Regions from separate parts of the Homo sapiens genome. Here region 1 is linked to region 2. The links are chromatin contacts, found by Hi-C or POLR2A ChIA-PET in ENCODE. All regions are on one chromosome and are shown on one strand. Each heading gives the region's core, a stretch centred on a gene start or an enhancer-like site at or near the end of the contact. The rest is flanking DNA. Distances are from core to core; before and after follow the strand shown. Region 1 has its middle 90 kb from the start of LINC02005. Region 2 overlaps PDZRN3 (PDZ domain containing ring finger 3).

Region 1 (4,857 bases), core at 1,879-4,378, 210 kb after region 2:
TGATGTGAGGAAACGCTGCTGATGGGTTCCACATTACATTTACAGACACCATATCAAGTGGGAAAGAGTGTAGTTCTGCAACTTGATTACATATCCTTAGTTGGTTTATTCGCTTACTCATCTAGGTGACTCATGTTTATTAAAGCTTTGTGTTTCCCTAATCCTGGGTGGAAGAGAGTTTGCCCATCTTCCCAATCACCTCTGAACATGTACTGCATCTGCATTCTCATTCTCTGTGTACTGGGTCTCTTCTTTTCTCATCTACTCACACACTTCACTCCTGCAGTTGACACTGCTCTTTCCTACATAATCCATTTCTCGCTCTCTTCTGGATTGTCTCTACCAGCTTACAAACAGGATAAGCAATCTTCCTTCTTGAAAAACCTCCCAAGTCTCCACTTCCATGTCCTACCACTGTCCCATTTCTCTGCTCTTCTTTATAAAATATGTTCACTGGGATAGTTATGTCTACTCACTGTCCTTCCTTCTCCATGTACCATTCTTTCCTAACTCATTCCAATCAGGTTTTCATCTCCACCACTTCACTGAAACTGCTTTTGTCAAGGTCACTGATATGGGTTGGCTCTGTGTCCCCACCCAAATCTCATCTTGAACTGTACTCCCATAATTCCCATAATTCCCATGTGTTGTGGGAGGGACCTGGTGGGAGATAATTTGAATCACGGGGGCAGATTCCTCTGTACTGTTCTTGTGGTAATGAATAAGTCTCAGAGGTTTCTGCTTTCGCACTTCTCTCATTTTCTCTTGCCGCTATGATGTTTAAGAAGTGCCTTTTGCCTCCTGCCATGATTCTGAGGCCTCCCCAGCCATGTGGAACTGTAAGTCCAATTAAGCCTCTTTCTCTTCCCAGTCTTTATCAGCAGCATGAAAGTGAACTAATACAGTCACCAAGGGCCTCCATTTTGCCAAATCCAATGATTCCTTACCTCCCACTGGGTCCCTCCCACAACACATGGGGATTATGGGAACTACAATTCAAAGTGAGATTTGGGTGGGGACACAGCAAAACCACATCACCAATCCTACTCCTGTCTCAGGGCCTTTGCACTTGCTCTACCTCCACCTGAAATCTTCCTCCACTAGATCTTCACATGACTTGCTCACTCGTTTCATTCAGTGTTCTGCACATGTCTCCTCCTCAGAGAGGCCTTCCCTGACACCCCATCTAACAGTGCCTCCTGCCTCCATTGTTCTCTGTCCTCTTGTCCTGCTTTGAATTCCTTCATAGCACTTAGCACAAACTGACATGACTTTATAAATTTCTTTGTTTCCTACTTGGCTGCACCACTAGAATGGAAACTCTCTGAGGACATGGGACATCTTTGTCTTGTTCACTGTGGAATTTCTAGTGTTTAGAACAATTTCTGACAAATTGTAGATATTGAATACTACTTAGATAAATAGCTACAGTCATTTATTAGAATATGGATGTGTAACAGACACAGCACTAGGTGCTATGAATACTGGGACAAATGAGACTATTCCTGCCCTCGAGGAGTTGCCAGTCTTGTGCGGTCATTCTTGACATGTTCTCCTTGGGCCATCAGCATTGGCATCATGTGGGAATTTATTAGAAAGACAAATTCTCAGATCCCATCTGGACCTACTGAAATAGCAACACCATGAGTGGGGCATCTGTCTGCATCTTAACAGGACCTCCTGACAGCACAGATGTGGGGTGGAGTTTGAGAACCACTGGTCTAGTGGGAAAGTCAGATCTTAAGCAGTTATGGTATAGTGCTGGCCAGTGTCATTAGCAAATGCTAGAAGTTTAAAGAATTTCTTTGTTATAGGTAAGACTACTGTGCCAGTTCAAATAAATTCCCCAGCATATTTGTCATTTTCCATTTTCTTATTGTTTCCATTTTTCTAAAGCAAGTGAACTTATACTCTGAACAGAAGGGAAAGAAAAACAAAACCAAAACCAAAACTGCAGGTTCAAGACCAAGGGAGTTGTAGCCTAGTTTAACCAGTTTTCTAAATCCAGTTAAACTAGGTTATAACTCTCGGGGCTGGCCCACGCTCTGTGCTGTTTAAATTACAGAATCTCAAAGTGGATTGGAACAACAGGCCCAGTGTTGCCTGGTGTGAGCCTGCAAAGTACCTAGACAATAGAAGTCACTCACAAACAAGGACTTAATACAGTGCTACGGATCAAAACCTCAGTGGAAAGTTAGCCTTGGTCCAAGAAAGCAGGCCAGCTCGATTTCAGCCCCACTCTATCTGCACTGTCCACATGTGAGTGTCTCTGCTTGAGGTTTCTGTTAATGAGTTATTAGTACAGTTTTTAGTGAACACCAGTGGGCTATTTCCCCACCACCCTTACAAACACCAATTAGCCTGTCCAGACCTCTGATTTCAGCATCAGATAAAAAGAAGACCTCCTGGATGTTTCTACCTCATATTTACCCACTGAGCAATACTTTGTGAACCAGTTTAATTGGCTTGAATACCTCAGACATGCTATCAGCTGATAAATCAGCAGGCGGCTCTTAGAAAATTAGGTCAACCTTAATCTTATTTTATTTAGAACCTGGAGTTGGAAAGAAAGAAAGAAAGAAAGAGAGAGAGAGAAAAAAAAGAAAAGAAAGGAAGGAAAAGGATAGAAGTTTGACTAGGTTTCATTGTGTTGAATTTATTGGCTATTTCAAATCTTCCAGGATGTCTGCTGAAGCCCATATGAAAACAGTTAAATGCTATTCTAACAGACTCCAATATGCTAGGAATATGATAGGGGATGTTGAATGGAAAATTCTCTAATTACTATGTTCATATTTCATGGTGAAATATATTCAAGATTAACTATATTCTAATGGGATGGTACATGTATCCAAAACATTTGGGGGCAGCTTGGTTGGGTGGGAAGGAAAAATAGCTTAATTAGGCCAGAGATAGAGTGTTCATAGAATTTCTTGTTGTACACAGCTAGTTTTAAATTTCTTGTTTCACAACTTTGAGCTACTGTTTATGAAATCAGCATTGTTAGGAAATAAATTTGGTCAGCATGCCCATCTTTCCATTTCTACACATGTGGGGCCATATTTGATGCAATGTGAGCCGTTAAGAGTCAGGGCAGCCGCCTAAGGTAAGGTATGAGGTACATAAGGCCCTCTGTGGGTTTCACAGTCATCTACTGAACTTGGAAGCCAGTCAGATTTTCTGAAAATATACTGAAAATGACGTTAAACTACAAAGCCGAGTTTTCAATATGTTGTAAACATCCTCACAGCGAGAGCAAAAATAGCCCACTTTGATTCATTGCCTGCCAATGCTTGCTCTCAAGAGTAGCCAAGAGGAGCAAAGAAGCTGGAAAGGAAAAAAGAAAACCAGAAAGAGACAAACAGAGAGACAAGAGAGAGAAAAAGGGTCGCGGGTTAAGAGAGACAGAGAGAGAGAGCAAGAGAGGAAATTTTAAAGTAAACAAGCAGCTCTAAGTACCCTGGACTTAACTTGCTGAAAACTTCAGTGGAAAGGGCAAGCCTCACTCGGAGGATCCTCGGATAATAAAAGACGTCTTGGTTTTATGAAGGTAACTGGCATTGGCAGAGCTGCTGGCTGCCTGCCTGCATAGTCCCACGACCTATGACTTAATTTGGATTTTGGATTCATGCAAATATGAGCATCAGAGAGGAAATAAAGTCTCAGCTGACAACCAGAATGAATTTCCTAGCAGAGCTCATGAGTACATCCTTACTGTGGAGAAATAAGGGGTTTTCCAGGGCTTCCCAATTCTCAATGCTTCTAGCACTTGGATATAAAATGTTAAGCAGGGTCCATTTATAGATGACAGAGGGAGGAAAAAATTACAAGAAGAAATGATGTTCATAATATTTAGAGTACGCGCATGGGAAAGATATTCAAAAGAAACAATGCTGATTATGTAAATATTTTCACTCCAAAGTTTGATGAAGTTAGTATTTGTTTTCTTATTCTCTACTATTTTTATTGCAAATTTATAGAATTTAACATTTTTTTCTTTTACAATGGCATTTTTAATTGAGTTTTTAAAACCTTCAAGCATGTTTAATTCCATTGCATTCTTCTTCTTATTCCATATTCCTTTGAGTAGCTCACATCTTTCAAAAAACTTTGCTCCTGGATCTCGTAGACTCAATTTTAGAACTGATGTTCCCTGTTTCAGGCCACCATATTTGCTCTATTTAATAACATGTTATTCCAGGGATTTCATAGATCACCAGAGAAGCCCTAGTTATCTGCTTCAGCCCAGATTCCTGGGTCCAAATCCCAGTTGCACAGTTTGATAATTGTTCAACTTTCACAAGTTACATATTTTCTCTGTAATTCAGTTTCCCCATTTTCAAAATGGAGACAAAAATAATACCTATCACATAGGGTTGTTGTGGAGGTTAAATGAGTTGGTATAAATTAAACGCTAGAATAATTCCTGGCACATGGTAAGTACCATAGAAATGTTAGTTGTTATTCTGAGTCACTCAATCATTAATTTATACATTCAAGTTTTATTGGGTTATCTATGCTCTACTCCTCTGACTACAGGGCCTTTGCAACTATAGTTCTCTTCGTCTCTGTTTTTTCCCTCTTTACTCGAATAAACTATACTCTTCCTAACTTAACCTGAATGCCATTTTCTCTCAGAGGTTCCCCTGTACCCCCAGAATAGATCAGATTTTCAGTGTCCTCAGTTCCCTTCCTTCATCACGTTTATAAGAGAGTTTGTAATTATGCATTTGGCTTTTATTATTTGGCAACTATATGCTCCTCCCTAGACCATGCACCCCATAAGAGCATGTACCACGCAAGTTTTTGTTCACCATTGTATCCTCAGTGACTAGCGGAGAGTAGATGTTCAAGAAG
Region 2 (5,076 bases), core at 1,378-3,877:
GGTCAAGTGAACTCATTTAAATATGACAAGTATCCCCCCTAAGACTCCCATGAATCAACACAGCCACAAACCATGGAACTCAGGTACGGGCAGGTAGAGAGCAGGTAGAAAAAAAATAAAGGAAATGGTGTCCACTGTGATCCCCTCCATCCATGTGAAACTCATTATCTCTGCACTGAGATAAAATACACAAGATATCCTCAGAACAATTTCAAGTCTGAATATCAACATAAGCAGAATAACAGGGTGCAGGTGGTACCTCAGGGCTGAGAGAGCACAGGCCCCAGGGCTGGTCAGGTTGATCTTGCAACGTCCGTTTCTGAAGTCGGGCCTGGGCAGGATAACAGTTTTCTGATCATATAATTAATGATTGGCATCTCCCAGTCTCAGGAAAAGGCAAACCATATTCAGGGAATAAATGTGTACAACAAAGATGAAAAGGTTGACATCTTTAATACAAATAAAGCTTTTCTACATCAATAAGAAAAAAGATAAACAGCCCAGCCCAGTAACAGGGAACATAAGCAACTGCACCAAAGAAGAAATACAATTGGCTAATGAAAAAGAAAATAAAATTCAATCCAACTAGATAACAATCAGCTACTCAAATAATCTAGTGCCACTTTTTACTCAACAACATGGCCAAAGTTGAAAATAACCCTGTATTATGGAAGGGGCAGGGAAAAGACTTACTCGAATATGATCTGTGGGAAAGCAATAGTCACAACTTTTCTGGAGAGATATCTAAAATGATGACACAAATATTCCAATTCTAGAAATTTTTCTTAAGGAAAACATAAGTTAATGGAAGGATTTACATATAATTATCTTCAGGCACGGTGGCTCATGCCTGTAACCCCAGTACTTAGGGAGGTTGACGCAGGAGGATGGCTTGAGCCCAGGTTGAGGATGCAATCAGCTATGACTGTGCCACTGTACTCCAGCAGCCCAGGTGACCATGTCTCAAAAAAAAAAAAAACAAAAAAACAAAAAAAACTTCAACCCAGCATTGTTTTTAATGGTAAAAATAACCATAGTAATAGGTGAGGTAAATTGCATCACAGCCAGCACAGGCATAGGTTGAATACTACATAGCCATTAAAAGCCCTGAGGCTGAAAAACTACCTAATGACAAAATATTGTTTGTGGAACACTGCAAAGTAAAAGTAGGCAACAATACACTCAGAAAATGATCTCTTTTTAAAAACATTTATGCACACATATAAGCATAGATTTCATTCTCATTTTTTTTTTTGAGACGAAGTCTCGCTCTTGTCCCCCAAGCTGGAGTGCAATGGTGAGATCTCAGTTCACAGCAACCTCTGCTTCCCGAGTTCAAGTGATTCTCCTCCCTCAGCCTCCCGAGTAGCTGGGATTACAGGCACCTGCCACCATATGCCTGGATAATTTTTGTATTTTTAGTAGAGATGGGGTTTCACCATGTTGGCCAGGCTGGTCTCAACTCCTGACCTCAGGTGATCCGCCCGCCTTGGCCTCCCAAAGTGCTGGGATTACAGGCGTGAGCCACCGTGCCCGGCCATTTCATTCTCATTTTCTACCACCCCCTCATGAAGCACACGTAAGGCATAGGTATTTTTCTGTATTGTGAGATGACAGGTTACTTCTCACTCTGAGCTTTCCAGTGCTTTTAGAAATGAAACTGTATCACTTCTGTAACTTGGAGAAGTTATGGAGTTTGACAATGTCAGGTCTAATTAGAATCAGCCATATGAGAAATCACTACTGGCAGCTGAACACTTGGCAAAGAAAAGATGTATTTAAATGAAGCCTTAGTGGAGATCTAAAACTGCATACTAAAGGAACTCTCAGGTATTGGCAATTGTAAGTCAGACTCGCTAACAAAAATTCTGAGATGCAGCTGGCCGGGCGCAGTGGCTCACGCCTGTAATCCCAGCACTTTGGGAGGACGAGGTGGGCGATCATTTGAGGCCAGGAGTTCCAGACCAGCCTGGCCAACATGGTAAAACCCCGTTTCTACTAAAAATACAAAAATTAGCCAGGCATGGTGGCACGTGCCTGTAAACCCAGCTACTTGGGAGGCTGAGGCACATGAGAATGGCTTGAACTCAGGAGGTGAAGGTTGCAATGAGCCGAGATTGTGCCATTGCACTCCAGCCTGGGTGACTGAGACGGTCTCAAAAAAAAAAGAGATGCAGCTATTACCAGCCCTGTTCCCACTCTTCACAATAGGCTTGGCTATCGACTAGAAATGTACTTCAAAAAACCTCTCTTCCCCGGCACATGCTGGACACCCTTGCTGAGCAGCAGCCACCACCATACAACCCCTCCCATAGTGTTGCCTTGAACAAGGAGCAAGGCCTCAGCAAAGTAATTTTCAAGGAAGACCTCCCTCCACCTTTGGTCCTCAGAGCTTCGTGCATAAACTCAGTCCTGCACTGTTCTTCAGAAATCTGGAAACAGCAGTGAAGACATAAAGGAAAACCCTGGGAGTGAAAGAAGAAAAGTCAACCGAAGTTTCTCCTTGCAGAATTCTGTCATCGTGATGGCCAATTTCACCTTGGAGCAATGCAACAGATGATGGTGCCTCCAACTGGGACCTGCCGTGCAGCTCCTCGGGCAGGAGACTATCAGTGACTTAAGGGACCACTAGGGGGCGATTTAGGAGTGAACAGTTTTCTATCCTTAAGAAAGATAAGCCAGGAAGCCTTAATTTCCAACCTTAAGTCACTGGAGGGTATTAGCTCCCAGGTAAATCCTGTTTTTAATTTTAACTATAAATGTAAACAGGGTCTTTCATTTTAACTTCTCCAGAAATGTAAACGTGGAGAACTTTCTGAAAGAGATATGTGAAAAGGCAGGGTATGGCACACAAAATTGATACATTGGAAAATAAATATTTTTTCTCTCCCCTGTCCACTTCCCTAGCCATAACCAAGGCCCTCTCATACAAAAACCAAAAAAGAAAAATAAACCTCTGGCAACAGAGCCCCTAGTGTCCCTTTGAGGTTCTATTTATATATTATGCCTATGGTTTATCCAGACAGGCCTAAAACGTCTCTGCAGCAGCAAAGACAATTTCCCCCACCCAGGCTCTCAGCATTTATCTGTAAGCCTCACGTGGCAATTAGTTACTTACTGTGTAGTGAGGGCTCTGGTGTTGGTGTTTAACTCTCCTAAGCTGCCTTAAATCCTTTGTGGAAGGAGGCAAGATATAAATAGTAGTTTTTAAAACACACAGGCTTACTCTGTTATTTCCATTTCTTATGTGTTTTGACTTTTCCTTTTTTACTTTCCAAGCCCCCCGTGAGGAAGTGACTTTGCCCTCATAATCACATTGGAAACCAGCCATCTGGAGATGGGATGGTCTCAGGGCAACACGCTCACTAAGCATCTACCATGCAACAGGCACAGGAAAGGGCGGACCCAGGAGGACGCAGACCCATGCGGTCTCAGCCCTTTAGGTGCAGAAATTGGACCTCTGTCTGTTTGTCCTGTAATTTCTCCAACATGTGGGCACTAGGCTGATCATTTCATCTCCCCTGGCTCAGTTTCCTCTTCTATAAAAACAAGGTCATTGAAAGAGATGGTGGCTCATGTCCCTTCTGGATCTCCCAGTGCTATGGCTCAAAGGGGCGTTCCCTCAGTACTCAACTAACGTACTGACAAACTAGGCTTTCAGTCTTGGAGGGCAAGAAGTATCTCTCACCTGAGATCCTGCAGGAAAGTCACAGCAAAATTTAATTTTAAATTGGAGATTCAGGCTTTTAGGCCTTTCCAAGGAAAACAGCCTCTTCTCTTACTGCCTAAGCAACTCCTAGCAGTAACTTTCAACTCTGATTGAATAATCAATTCTTGCCCAAAGACGCCTGAGTAAATACCAAACAGACAACTTCCTGCCTTGAATCCTGGCACGGGCGGGCGGCTCTTCTCTGTGACTTCCCTGAAAACCCACTGCAAATGTTTCCACCTGGGGAAATCAGGGGCTGAGGCCTCCAGCCACCCTTTCCTTGAAAGCAATCGTTGCAAATGTTTTGAAAACAACGGATTATCTTTAAAGAAGCAGTAACAACAGAAAGCCATTTGTTTCTTCTACCATGACTGATTCATCTGTCGTACACTGGAGGTTGGGGGTGGAGGAGGAGAGGCCCTCAAACAAATGTTTCCTATCAGTGGCAAGTATTTTGATAATCAGGAAAATACCAAATAGATTTGCAACCAGCTTGGTAAACTACTTAGCTTGAGGATTCAACAGGATCCCTACTGCACGCTTTCTGCCTCCTGTAGCTAACTCTGTCCATTTTTGTGTCACGTAATTCTTCAGCCAGAACTCAAGCACGACCGTAATAAATATAGTTCATGGGTATGTAAAACTAGTGCTCCTTATGTACAACCTTTTACGTCTGGTCTTGCCTGGAAACTGGTGGCTCCATTTCTAGATCTCTACCCGAGAAGAAACACTAGCACATATACACGCACAAGGAAAAAGGTCTATGAAGGCTCGCAGCACCATTGCTTGGAAAAGCAAAAAAGCTGCAGTCTAAATATCCAGTTATAGGGGAATAAATAAAGCATGTGCTCTATGCCAGTGAAGAGGCCTGAGTCAGAAGGAAATTTAAAAGACCACATAAGCACAAAATACAGAAGGAAAGAAAACATAACATTCATAGAGATCGACTCCTGCAGTGGGGAGGAGGCTGGTTTGGAGCTTGGAGTCAAGGAGGTAGATCCAAGGACAGCTTTAATTATATATGCATAGTCATCTCCCCCTTATCCTCTAGGGATATATTGCCCAGGGCCCAAATGCATGCCTGAAACCACAGATGGTACCTAACCCTACAAACATTTTTTCCCTATACATAAATACATATGATAAAGTTTAATTTATAGATCAGGCACAGTAAGAGATTAACAATAAAATAGACCAATTAAAACAATATACTGTAATAAAAGTTATATATGCATGTGGTCTCTTTCTCAAAATACCTTATGATAGGTACTATACTCATCTATTTTCAGACCATGGTTGACCACAAGCAGCTGAAACCTTGGACAGAGAAACCGTGGCTGGGGGGACCACTGAAATACTCTACAGTT

Evidence for each region. A loop is a pair of places that touch in the nucleus more often than their neighbours do. ChIA-PET counts read pairs that join two places held with the same protein, here RNA polymerase II (POLR2A). Pooled maps may share reads with other maps.
Region 1: a loop to region 2 is called in a map of psoas muscle, with 2.3 times the contacts of the local background. The contact joins two enhancer-like sites. A Hi-C loop is called at or near these places in 6 of 168 maps with a recorded cell type or tissue (Caco-2, Calu3, IMR-90 and 3 more) and 7 of 50 pooled maps. POLR2A ChIA-PET finds 5 or more read pairs at or near these places in 1 of 52 experiments (RWPE1).

What each region holds. Positions count from the first base shown.
Region 1 is chr3:73,716,488-73,721,344 of GRCh38, forward strand. No RefSeq gene overlaps it. Among named protein-coding and RNA genes, the nearest start is that of LINC02005, 90 kb to the right of the region's middle. Within about 2 kb of position 3,129, at least 9 of the 41 ENCODE cell types and tissues checked have a DNase peak (open chromatin) inside an H3K27ac peak, as active enhancers do.
Region 2 is chr3:73,505,931-73,511,006 of GRCh38, forward strand. All of the region lies in intron 3 of PDZRN3 (PDZ domain containing ring finger 3), which reads right to left. Among named protein-coding and RNA genes, the nearest start is that of PDZRN3-AS1, 120 kb to the right of the region's middle. Within about 2 kb of position 2,628, at least 4 of the 41 ENCODE cell types and tissues checked have a DNase peak (open chromatin) inside an H3K27ac peak, as active enhancers do.